Regions from separate parts of the Homo sapiens genome. Here region 1 is linked to region 2. A link is a loop called in an ENCODE intact Hi-C map of the cell type or tissue named here. Cell type or tissue: OCI-LY7. All regions are shown on one strand. Each heading gives the region's core, and the rest is flanking DNA. Links, peaks and the distances in the headings are about the cores only. Region 1 has its middle 41 kb from the start of SYPL1. Region 2 overlaps LOC101927902 (a long non-coding RNA gene).

Region 1 (5,377 bases), core at 64-5,063, 1.2 Mb after region 2:
GTTACATTAAAATAGCAATGTATTGTTGACGGGTTGGAATTGCACACTTACAATCACACTATTCTATCTATAGTATTATCCCATTTAATGATAAATATGTATTTGTATATATGTATATCCGAAAAGATCTGGAAGGTTATTTCTGCAGCTTTAAAAAGAAATTGTCTTTGGGTGGAATTATTAGCACTTTTGATGTTCCTCTATTTTTTTTTGTATTTGTACTATGTATCTGCATAACTTTCTGGTTAAATGAGTTTATGTTTACAATTTAAATAAAAAGAGAAGGAGCATCATTTGGCTGCACCTCCCTCAACTTCAGATGTAACTTGTGGGGGTGGAGGACAGGGCAGGGAGGCCAGCTGGGGTGTTCCTCCTAGAGTTGGCGTTGATGGTAGGGCCTCACTCTGTTCCCTACACAGGTTGGTCACTGCCCAGCCTCTAAGATGCGAAGCTCTCTCCAGACCCTCTGGCCCCCTTACTCTAAGGTTCTAATGTTATTTCTGTTTCAATATGGGGAAGAGAAACAAAAACAGATGCTGCCTATCTCGATCAGGGAAAGGCAAGAGGGTGTCTTTCTTCCATCTGGGTTTTCTCTGTGACTGTTAACTGGATGCTTACAATGCATGGGGCAGGGTAACCTCCTGCCACTTATAGTGGTGGGGGTTGATGTCAGTGACTTAAGAAAATTAGGGAATAAATGTTTCAGTTATTTTCTCCAGTAACAGAAGGAGGGAGGAGTTGAGGCAGGTATGGTGGCTCCAAAAGGTTACTGGTGTCAACCCCTCCTGTGTATGCCTGCCACTCCTGTGGGTGGCTGTCAGCACTGAGCTCACAAGATGACTGCTGGACCATCCCTGCTGTGGCCGTGTCCCTGTTTCAGTCAGGATCGGACAGGGACAGGGGCAGATGCACCTCCCAAAAGGCCTCATCCCCAGGCTCGCCGGCATATTTAGTGACATTAATCTGTGCAAGAGGCTTGGAATGCAGTTTTTTGTTGTTGTTTCTTTTTAAACAAACATACTGTCCAAAGTTCTCTCACTAAGGAAGGAGGAAGAATAGACTTTGAGCAGGCAACAAGTACTGTCACATAGTCCAAAAGCTCTGATTCTCACAGAAAAGTCCATAATCTTTAAGTGCTGCAGAGATTTCAGGATCAAGGTAAATTTGTAAAAAGTTGGGAAACCAAAGGTATTATACAGTCCCATGGGAAGAGTTTGCTCAACAAGACGGTTCTTTTGCTGTAGTTGGTGAGCCAGGTTCTTGCTCCACGTTCACCCTCAGGGCTTGGTGGGGTTGGGGTTAGCCTGCTCTGCAGCTAGGCTGGCACCTGTCAGTACCTGGGTGATTGTTCCAACACAGACGGTACGTAGGAAGCTGGCACAAGAGCTGACGGTTCTTGTTTGTCATCCCCTATATTTCCTTGTGTCCCCACTCAGTTGGGCCTGCCTGCATTCTTTTGACAGTCGCTAAAGTCACAGACATACTTGACCTTGCAGTTTTTAGAGGGGACCTGTCACCTTTCAATAAACAAGAGGGAAGATCTTTGAGCAGTGAGTTCCAGAGACCCTGTTAAAAAGAAAAACCTTAGACAAGTTTAGCAGAGTTTAAGTGAGAAAAAAACAAAAACTCAGAAAACAAAAACACATGACATGTGAATCAGGCAGCCCTCTGATTCAGAACGGGTTCTAAGAACATGGTCAACAATGTGATCAAGTGTTATGGATGCACGGAAAACAGAAGTGAGGTACATATAGGGCTTAACTGGTTCCGGCTCAGCGTTTGCCTTATTTGATCGTTGGCAGCCAGGGATTGAAGGAAGCTCAGTTGCCGTGATGGCGGAGACTCAGCTATTTTTTACAAAAGCATACTCCTAAATTTAGGCTTTCAATTAGATTAGTAAGCCAGGCTGCCTGCAGTTAGTTAAGTAAGGACTTGGGTGCAAAGGCTTCCTCAGGCCAAATTTAGGTTATTTTAACATCCCCAATGGCCAGAGACAGGCTTCTTGGAAGCCAACTGCTTGGAGTAAAACTGTGATGACAATTCCTTTTGAAACATGTACTCCTTGAAATTTGGAAGACATTTTGGGCTAATAGATGTTCTCTGTGCCTGAAAATAAGGATGGCTTCTTCCAAAATGCAGGTGAGTCAGCCCTTCCCTGCAAAGAACTTGCTGACTGCTGCAATTAGGGGCAGTCCACAAAAGAAAAACCATAAGGCTGCATCAAAGCACTGGCTCCTCTCTCAGAGAACAGAGGAGAAGCTGCCCCTCAGAGGAAGGAAGGTGGCTTTCCAGGAGGCAGATGCTGAGTCAGGAGGAAGGTTGCTTCAGGATGTTATGTTAAAACAAAACAAAAAACAGACCAGGTGCCCTGGCTGACGCCTGTAATCCCAGCACTTTGGGAGGTCAACGCGGGCGGATCACTTGAGGTCAGGAGTTGAAGACCAGAGTGGCCAACGTGGTGAAACCCCGTCCCTACTAAAAATACAAAAATTAGCTGGGTGTGGTGGTGCATGCCTGTAATCCCAACTACTCGGGAGGCTGAGGCAGGAGAATCGCTTGAACCCGGGAGGCAGAGGTTGCAGTAAACTGAGATCGTGCCACTGCAATCCAGCGTGGGCGACAGAGAGAGACTCCGTTTCAAAACCAACCAACCAACCAAAAAAACAAGGCTGACCCCCACCCCCAGCAGAGGCTGAACTTAGAACAAGTACAGATCCCATCAGAACTATGATCTCTTTCAGATCAAAGAGGCTCATGGTACATTCTAGCTTTTCTTGTTCTCTGATTCTAGACATTTTCTGCCTTGAAATAGGAGATTTCCTGGGGTGCGCCCGCCCGCCTTGCCTCATCTCTCAAATACATTCCTGGGAGCAAGGAGCCCTGCAGCAGGCAGCTGCCCAGCGCTCAGCCCTCTGCTGCTCTCTGCTGGAATGTCGCTGCCAACACCACTAGTGCTTATCCTCAAAGCTTTGGCCAATTCCTGGTACTTCTTTTTGGCCTGTTAACAGAGAGAAGCTGACAAGCAAATTACAGACCTTTGTGACTTAGAACTGAATGCTAAGTAAAATCAATGCTCCGTTAACACAGAATGAGCAACATGACTGTTAAAAAAGCAATGATAGGGTCGGGCGCAGTGGTTCACGCCTGTAATCCCAGCACTTTGGGAGGCCAAGGCAGGTGGATCACGAGGTCAGAAGATCCAGACCATCCCGGCCAACATGGTGAAATCCCGTCTCTACTAAAAAAAAAAAAAAATTGCCAGGTGTGGTGGCGCGCTCCTGTAGTCCCAGCTACTCTGGAGGCGGAGGCAGGGGAATTGCTTGAACCCAGGAGGGGAGGTTGCAGTGAGCTGAGATGGTGCCACTGCAGCTTGGCGACAGAGCGAGACTCTGTCTCAGAAAAGAAAAAAAAAAAAAAAGGCAATGATAGAGACATCAGTTGCTTTTTAACTTAATTACCAGACAAGAAAGACCGTAAATTTCTTGTACTTAACAAGAAATGCTTCTCAATGGCCATATTGTGCAAAATATTGTGCGCATACTAAAAGGGACACATGAAACAAGTTATGTACTCTCTGCTTGCAGGAGTTTATAATCATATAACTCAGAAGGAGGGGAAGTCATTACAAAATGAGACAGATCCAGATATATCCCATGAGAGAGCACCAGATAGTGATAGGCTCACATTCAGCTAGAGATCAGGGAGGTTGTGGAAAAGCAGCCGATGCAGCCAGGCTGCTGAGGAGGTGCAACATTTTGGGGAGAGGACAAGAGGGATGAGGTCTCAGCAGGAGGGAAGAATGCTGTGTATATGTAAGTGTGTGTGTATAAAGAACTGTGTATCTGTGCCCATATGTTTGGAAAGAGTGTTGTCAGGTTGCCTTGGGTTCCTTAGAGTCTAATTCAAAAAGCTATTGAATACTTCAGGTAGGGTTGGACCAGTAAAGACTGAGCAGTGAGATAATATTTTGAGATAGGAATAACTGCCCCCTTCTGACTGTTTAACAAAACCCTTTTTACTATGAAATAAAACCAGCTATAGAAAACCACACAAAAGACAAGTATAGCTTAATGATTGCAACGTGGACACCCAAACACAGCAGCCTCCCACACCCGTAAGTAACCACCGTTCTGACTTTTATAGCAATTACTTATTTGCATTTCTTTCTAGTTTGTCATCTAAATGTGTAGCCATAGACACTGTAGTTTAATATTGTTCCTCCTTTTGAATATTGTCATGTGTCCTCAAGTTATTTTTAATTTACGTGTTCCCCTCCATCTTTTCCTTTCCCTTTAAATGTATGGGCTTAAGAATCTGGGCCACTTGACCTGTGATCTGGATCTTAGATTGCGTGTACGTGGTCATCTCTCATGTTCCTCTGACCTTTGTGATCCTGCAGATGGGCAGCTGGATCCAGAGGCTGGCTCACCTTCAGGCTTGAGCCCTTGGTAAGATGCTAGGTGGTGAGGCTTCTTTCATCTCGTAATCTCTCTTTTATGTGCATGATGTTAGCAGCCATCGATTCTCAATGTCTACGTGGACTAACTCATTGGCCGTTGCAAAACGGTGATATTCGGAAACAATAATCTCTTTGTTGTTTCATTTGTTAGTTAGAATACATCTATAAGGAGAAGCTTTGCCATGGCAGCAGTTCTTTAGAAAAAGGTAATTCTAAGCATCTTGTGTAGTTTTGGATAGTCACATCCTCCTAAGGCTGAGCCCTTAGTAATTGGCTCTCTCAGAATCTTGCAGAGGCCAAACTGGCCCCAGGAATAGTGGCCCAGAACTACTGGCCACTGGCCACTTGTGGACGTAATCAGAGGACCCCTACCCCACCTGCCACTCTTCCAGTGACCTACTCCTCATGGGGTGGGATAGCTGTTTCTGTCCATATGGAAGATTAAACACTCTAAATTATCTTCCACTGGAAAACTGGAAGCAAAATGCTAGACAAAACAACATATTTAAAACATGTAATGCTGAGCTTCTTTGAAAGAAATCTGGAGAGGTCAAAAAACAAGAAGGAAGCAGGAATTCTGTGAAGTAATACCGAGGGTTTCCGCTACAGACAGGAGACTTTCAGCTTCCTTTTTGATAGTTGCAGGGGAGATCAGAGGGTAGACGATGAGGCTAGGGCTTGCCCAAGGAGTGAGTCTTTGTTAGGAGACTCTTCTGCCTAAGGATGAGAACCCAACAGGCTACAATCTGATGGCAGGAGTGAGCAAGAAATAAACCTAATACGCTGAAGAGGATAGTAAGGAGAATTGCCTGTTTCAACCTTGACACCGGACGAGAGGGAATAAAAATATCTCCCATGAGAATTTGTAATGACAAGCTGGCTCTCTCAGAGTTGTGGTCCAAATTTACGTAACCTATG
Region 2 (5,377 bases), core at 295-5,294:
GAGTGAGGCATAGGAGGCACTCAACATGGGTGCAAAATTCAATTTTTTTTTTTTAGATGGAGTCTCGCTCTGTCACCCAGGCTGGAGTGCAGTGGAGCGATCTCGGCTCACTGCAACCTCTGCCTCTCAGGTTCAAGCTGATTCTCCTGCCTCAGCCTCCCGACTAGCTGGGATTACAGGTGTGTGCCACCACAGCCAGCTGATTTTTGTATTTTTAGCAGAGACGGGTTTCACTGTGTTGGCCAGGCTGGTCTTGAACTCCTGACCTCAGGTGATCCACCCACCTCAGCCTCCCAAAGTGTTGGGATTACAGGTGTGAGCCACAATGCCGGGCCCATGGGTGCAAAATTTAAGGGGCCGCCAAAAAACTCAGTAAACAAGATAAATATTTTAGTGCAGTTCTTTTAAAATTTTTGATATTTTGTTCATCGTGGATAATTTTTTATTTTTATTTTTTAGTGGTTGCATTAAAATATTGTTTATCATGGTTGCTGAGTCTTTTGGCACCCATTGGACTTTGTACGCTGATCCGGTACCTCCTTCTTCTCAATCTAGTCTCAGTCTCTGAAGAGCAGAGTGCACTCATCTCAGCTCCGATCTCTAACCAGTGCTGGCTTGTGAGAACCGGCTTGAAGAAGATTGATAGGTTGATGGTTGGGCTGGAGCGTAGAGTGGCTGGAGGCCCCGTCTACCTCTTTCAGAAAGCCACGAAAACAGATAGGCAGGGGGCCAAGTCTATTGTTCCAAAGTTTCCACAGGCCTTGAACGGCCCTTGGGCTTTGCGGTCTGGTGATCAGAGCTGTAAAGGTTTCTAAACAATCAGAGGCCTTTGATATGGTTGCCAACACCCACATTTTCCATTCTGGGAACAATGCCATCAAGGGCCACAGCCTCAGTCCCCCACCTAAGTGAGGAAGTGTCTGCTGGTTGCTGGTAGGAGCAGGTCCTGTGAGGGCAAGGGTCAGAAGGACAGAGGAGTCTTCTTATCCTGGCTGCTCGCCTTTTCCCTCTGGTCACCTCACCCTTTTGCATGTTCAAAATCTATGCTCATCTTATCTAGCCCATTCCTCTTGGCTAAAGCCAGCACACATCCTGTTCCTCTCAATGGGAGAACTATCCGGGCAATTGCATTTAAAGGTTTTCTTGCATTGGTTCGGAATTTGCCCTGGCTCTGCCCTTATTTCCTGATCCCAGTGTAGTTTCTTTATTCAGGTGTGCAAAAGAGTGAGCTATTTTGTTATGGAGGCAGAGAGAAACAACCTCAGGTTCCTCTAATAATGCCTTTAGAACTCTCTTCTGAATAACTGGGGCGTTAAATTCATCGACAAAATCCCTTTGGGAGATACACCATCTGGGGACCCCCTCAAAGGTAGATATCTGGGCTAATTTGACTGCTATTTTGCAGGAATGCAGGTGGGCAAAAGATAGTTTCCACTAGGTCAGAATGTTTTTTCCACTTTCTGTTCTTTGTTATTTTGCTCACTTCCGGTGTGAAAGCACTGAATTTCAGAATTAGATGAAACTTATAGTAAAGGCCTGCCACAAGGTCTTTGTCAACCCCATATCCTGGTGACCAAACTAGATTTCATGACGTCAATCATTTCAAAAACACAGGCTCTTCCAACGGCGTCAGCAAGCAGAAATCCTGTTCACAAACACTGTTCTAAATCAGTCTTTATTTTATTTTATTTTTTTTGAGACAGAGTCTCACTCTGTCGCCCAGGCTGGAGTGCAGTGGCACTATCTTGGCTCACGGCAACCTCCACCTCCCGGGTTCAAGGAGTTCTCCTGCCTCAGCCTCCCGAGTAGCTGGGATCACAGGTGCCTGCCACTACACCCAGCTAATTTTTTGTATTTTTAGTAGAGACGGAGTTTCACCATGTTGCCCAGGCTGGTCTCAAACTCCTGACCTCAGGCGATCCGCCCGCCTCGGCGTCCCAAAGTGTTGGGATTACAGGCATGAGCCACTGCGCCCAGCCAAATCAGTCTCTTAATACTGAGTCTGAATCTCTTGAGATTTTAGCCCCTCAGTGCTGACCTGATGGAGATGTGCCTTTTTTTTTTTTTTCCGGGGAAGTATTCACTTCAACTCCCACAACCCCCGAGGAATGACTAGTGGGTTTCTTTCCCCTCCCCTCGGGTGGCCTTGTGAGGAAGCCAGGAAGTACTGTGAGCGGCAGGGCCTGGGAGAGCCCCTGTGGCCGACAGGAGGAGATCAGCCTTCATCGCACTCTCAGAAACGGAAGTGTGGGCGTGTGTTATGTTGCTGCAGCAACCAAAGGCAACCGAGCAGCAAACCTCAGATGACTGAGCCCAGCCCATTCAACGAGGGGGAGTTTCAGGTGGCCTGTGTTCCCCAGGGACTGGGCCTAGCTCAATCGGGAAAAGTCAGCATCCAAAAGTCCTCAATGACGCAGAGGAAGCCAGGAGAAAACAGTCAATGGCTAGTCATCACTGATTCGTGGTCACAGGCGTTAGAACAGGAAGGATCTGCACAGATCAGCCTCTCCCACCCCTCACTTTCCTGATAAAGGAACTAAAGTCCGGAAAGTACTTGCTCAGAGTCCTACTGCCAGTGGGTGTGAAAGCCAGAACCACCACCCTCATTGCCTTCTGTATACATAGCTTTAACAGTTTGCAAACACTCTTATATGCTTTAATTTCATCTGATCCTGGACTGAGAGCAAATATTTGTATTTCAACCAAAAGGCCAAATGCTCAGTTTCCTCATCTGAGAGGATAATAAGAGTACTTTTCTAATGGAATTCTTTTTTTCTTTTAATTTTTGGTAGAGACAGGGTCTCACTATGTTGCCCAGGATGGTCTTGAACTCCTGGCCTCAAGAGATCCTCCCAACTGCACCTCTCAAGTGCTAGGATTACAGGCATGAGCCATTGCTCCCTGTCCTCTAATGGAATTTTTGTTAGGATTAAATGAGTTAATAGTTTGGAGATTTGAGAGACTATAATAGAGGAAACCTCTCTTCCCTTCCCAAGTTCTGAGTAATTAAGAGCTGGGCAAGGAGAAATAAAAACAAATGGGATTGGCCAGGAGCAGTGGCTCTCTCCTGTAATCCCAGCACTTTAGGAGGCCAAGGCAAGCAGATCACTTGAGGTCAGGAATTCAAGACCAGCCTGGCCAACATGGAGAAACCCTGTCTCTACTGAAAATACAAAAATTATCTGGGTGTGGTAGTACACACCTGTAATCCCAGCTACTCGGAAGGCTGAGGCAGTAGAATCACTTGAACCCAGGAAGTGGAGGTTGCAGTGAGCCGAGATCACCCCACTGCATTCCAGCCTGGGTGACAGAACGAGACTTCATCTCAAAAAAAAAAAAAAAAAAAAAGCAAATGGGATCAAAACATCAACTTTATCACTGATACATTTTATATAGGAGTCCATGGTTTACATTTGTGGGTAAGTGAATGCCAGAATTAGGCAGGGTACCCACGCAGGCTGGGGCATGCCCCCCAGTTGGAAACTGTCCCTGTAAACAGTGGAGCCTGGGAGAGCAGAGCCCAAAGCATGCTCTGGAGGAGGATGGCTGCCAAGAGGACAGAGATGGGCTGAGCTATGCATCTCCAGTTCCTCCCCAGCGTCTCCATTGAGAAGTTGCTCCTCTTCCTGTACCACCCTCTTCACCACCACCACCACCCTCCTGGGCAGGAATGAGTCAAAGAGCAGGGAGACAGGTCAGAAATCTCATGCCAGAGAAGCTTCTTCCACATGGAAGGAAATGTAAGGGATGAGGAAGAATCTTTTTCCCTTCTAATAAATATACGTAAAGCACTTAGTACCTGGCACAATAGTAAATGCTCAATAGAAGTTAGTGATTACAGGCCGAGCGCAGTGGCTCATGCATGCCTGTAATGCCAGCACTTTGGGAGGCCGAGGTGGGAGGATCACCTGAGGTCAGAAGTTTGAGACCAGCCTGACCAACATGGCAAAAACCCATCTCTATTAAAAATACAAAAATTAGCTGGGCATGGTGGTGGCCACTGTAATCCCAGCTTCTCTGGAGGCTGAGGCAGGAGAATCACTTGAACCTGGGGGGTGGAGGTTGCAGTGAGCCAAGATTGTGCCACTGCACTCCAGCCTGGGCAACAGAGACTCCATCTCAAAAAAAAAAAAAAAAGAAAAAAGAAGTTAATGATTACTATTAATACTTGAGCTATAGCTTATTCATCATACCAGAGACTTCTGTACCTCTATTGATGTGACTTCTCTAATCATGTCTGCTCTTATTAGATGTGTGACCTCGGGAATTTTATTGACCCTCTCTAAGCCTCAGTGTTCTCCTCTATACAATGGCTACCATGATGGTACTTATAATTGGGAAGACTACATGATTTAGTGTAAAGGGCTTAGCCTGGATGCCTGGAACCTAGTGAATATTTAATAAATGGTGACTATTGTTTATTATAAAAGAACTTGGGAGTCCAGCACAAAATAAATGCAAAATTTGCAATCATGAAACATGATTGATTTAGAAGAGGCATGTAGGCTGGGCACGGTGGCTCACGCCTGTAATCCCAGCAGTTTGGGAGACCGAGGCGAGCAGATTGCTTGAGGCCAGGAGTTTGAGGCCAGGCTGGCAAACATGATGAAACCCCATCTCTACCAAAAATACAAAAATTAGCTGGGTGTGGTGGTGTGTACCTGTAATCCCAGCTACTCTGGAGGCTGAGGCCTGAGAATCGCTTAAACCCAGGAGGCAGAGGTTGCAGTGAACCGAGATTGTGGCACTGCACTCCAGCCTGGGCGACAGAGCAAGACCCTGTCTCAGAGGCATGTAAAGGAAAGGCCGATTATCAGAATTAGAGCAATTGCTTCCTTTGCAGACACGATCTAGATACCTAGGTTTTATGCCCAATTTTGCCCCTGAGAATGAAGCACCAGGAGTACTGCAAAATCATCTGGGTGTTTTCCCATCACTTTCCATAAAATGAGGAGAAACTCACAGTCTAGTGTTCACCTTGGGAAGATGGTGGTATTTTGGTATTTTTGAAGCTGTGAGGTCTTTGGGAAAGAATATTTAAGTGCTCTTTCATGTGTTGAACAAAAATGGCTTCAGCCAATCACAGAAGCTAAGAGCCACTGTCTGAACTGCAGGAGGATAGATGCTGGATTTATCTCACCCACTGCTTTGTCTTCAGCACCTGGCACAACATGTGGTACATAGTACACATTTATAAAATATTTGTTGAATATGTAAGTGAATGGAGCAGGTGCCTCAACACACAGCAATGGTAAGATGCTGCCTAAGGGGATGTGGTCTCACTTTTTTTGTAGATCTAGGTAGGGCAAATCTATGGAATACGGAACTAGAGGCATTTGTATAATCGTTGACTGGTCTTCTTGGTGGAGGGTTGGAG

What was found. Peaks named below come from ENCODE experiments on the same cell type or tissue, not always from the same donor. Only the 100,000 strongest peaks of a DNase experiment are listed, where the experiment ranks them.
Region 1: a loop joins it to region 2, with 8 times the contacts of the local background. A loop is called at or near these places in 2 of 110 quality-filtered maps.

The regions. Positions count from the first base shown.
Region 1 is chr7:106,151,116-106,156,492 of GRCh38, forward strand. No RefSeq gene overlaps it. Among named protein-coding and RNA genes, the nearest start is that of SYPL1, 41 kb to the left of the region's middle. RefSeq lists a silencer at 4,117-4,166 and an enhancer at 5,100-5,249. In OCI-LY7, for the core only: CTCF peaks have their summits at 2,929 (motif pointing left) and 3,992 (motif pointing left); DNase peaks (open chromatin) are centred at 1,916, 2,256 and 2,916; H3K4me3 peaks cover 690 bases; H3K27ac peaks cover 1,116 bases.
Region 2 is chr7:104,942,966-104,948,342 of GRCh38, forward strand. The region is part of intron 1 of LOC101927902 (a long non-coding RNA gene); the gene reads left to right. Among named protein-coding and RNA genes, the nearest start is that of LHFPL3-AS2, 19 kb to the left of the region's middle. RefSeq lists enhancers at 934-993, 1,634-1,683, 1,994-2,303, 2,097-2,391, 2,624-2,693. In OCI-LY7, for the core only: CTCF peaks have their summits at 2,186 and 2,386; DNase peaks (open chromatin) are centred at 696, 1,496, 2,276 and 5,273; H3K4me3 peaks cover 3,286 bases; H3K27ac peaks cover 4,930 bases.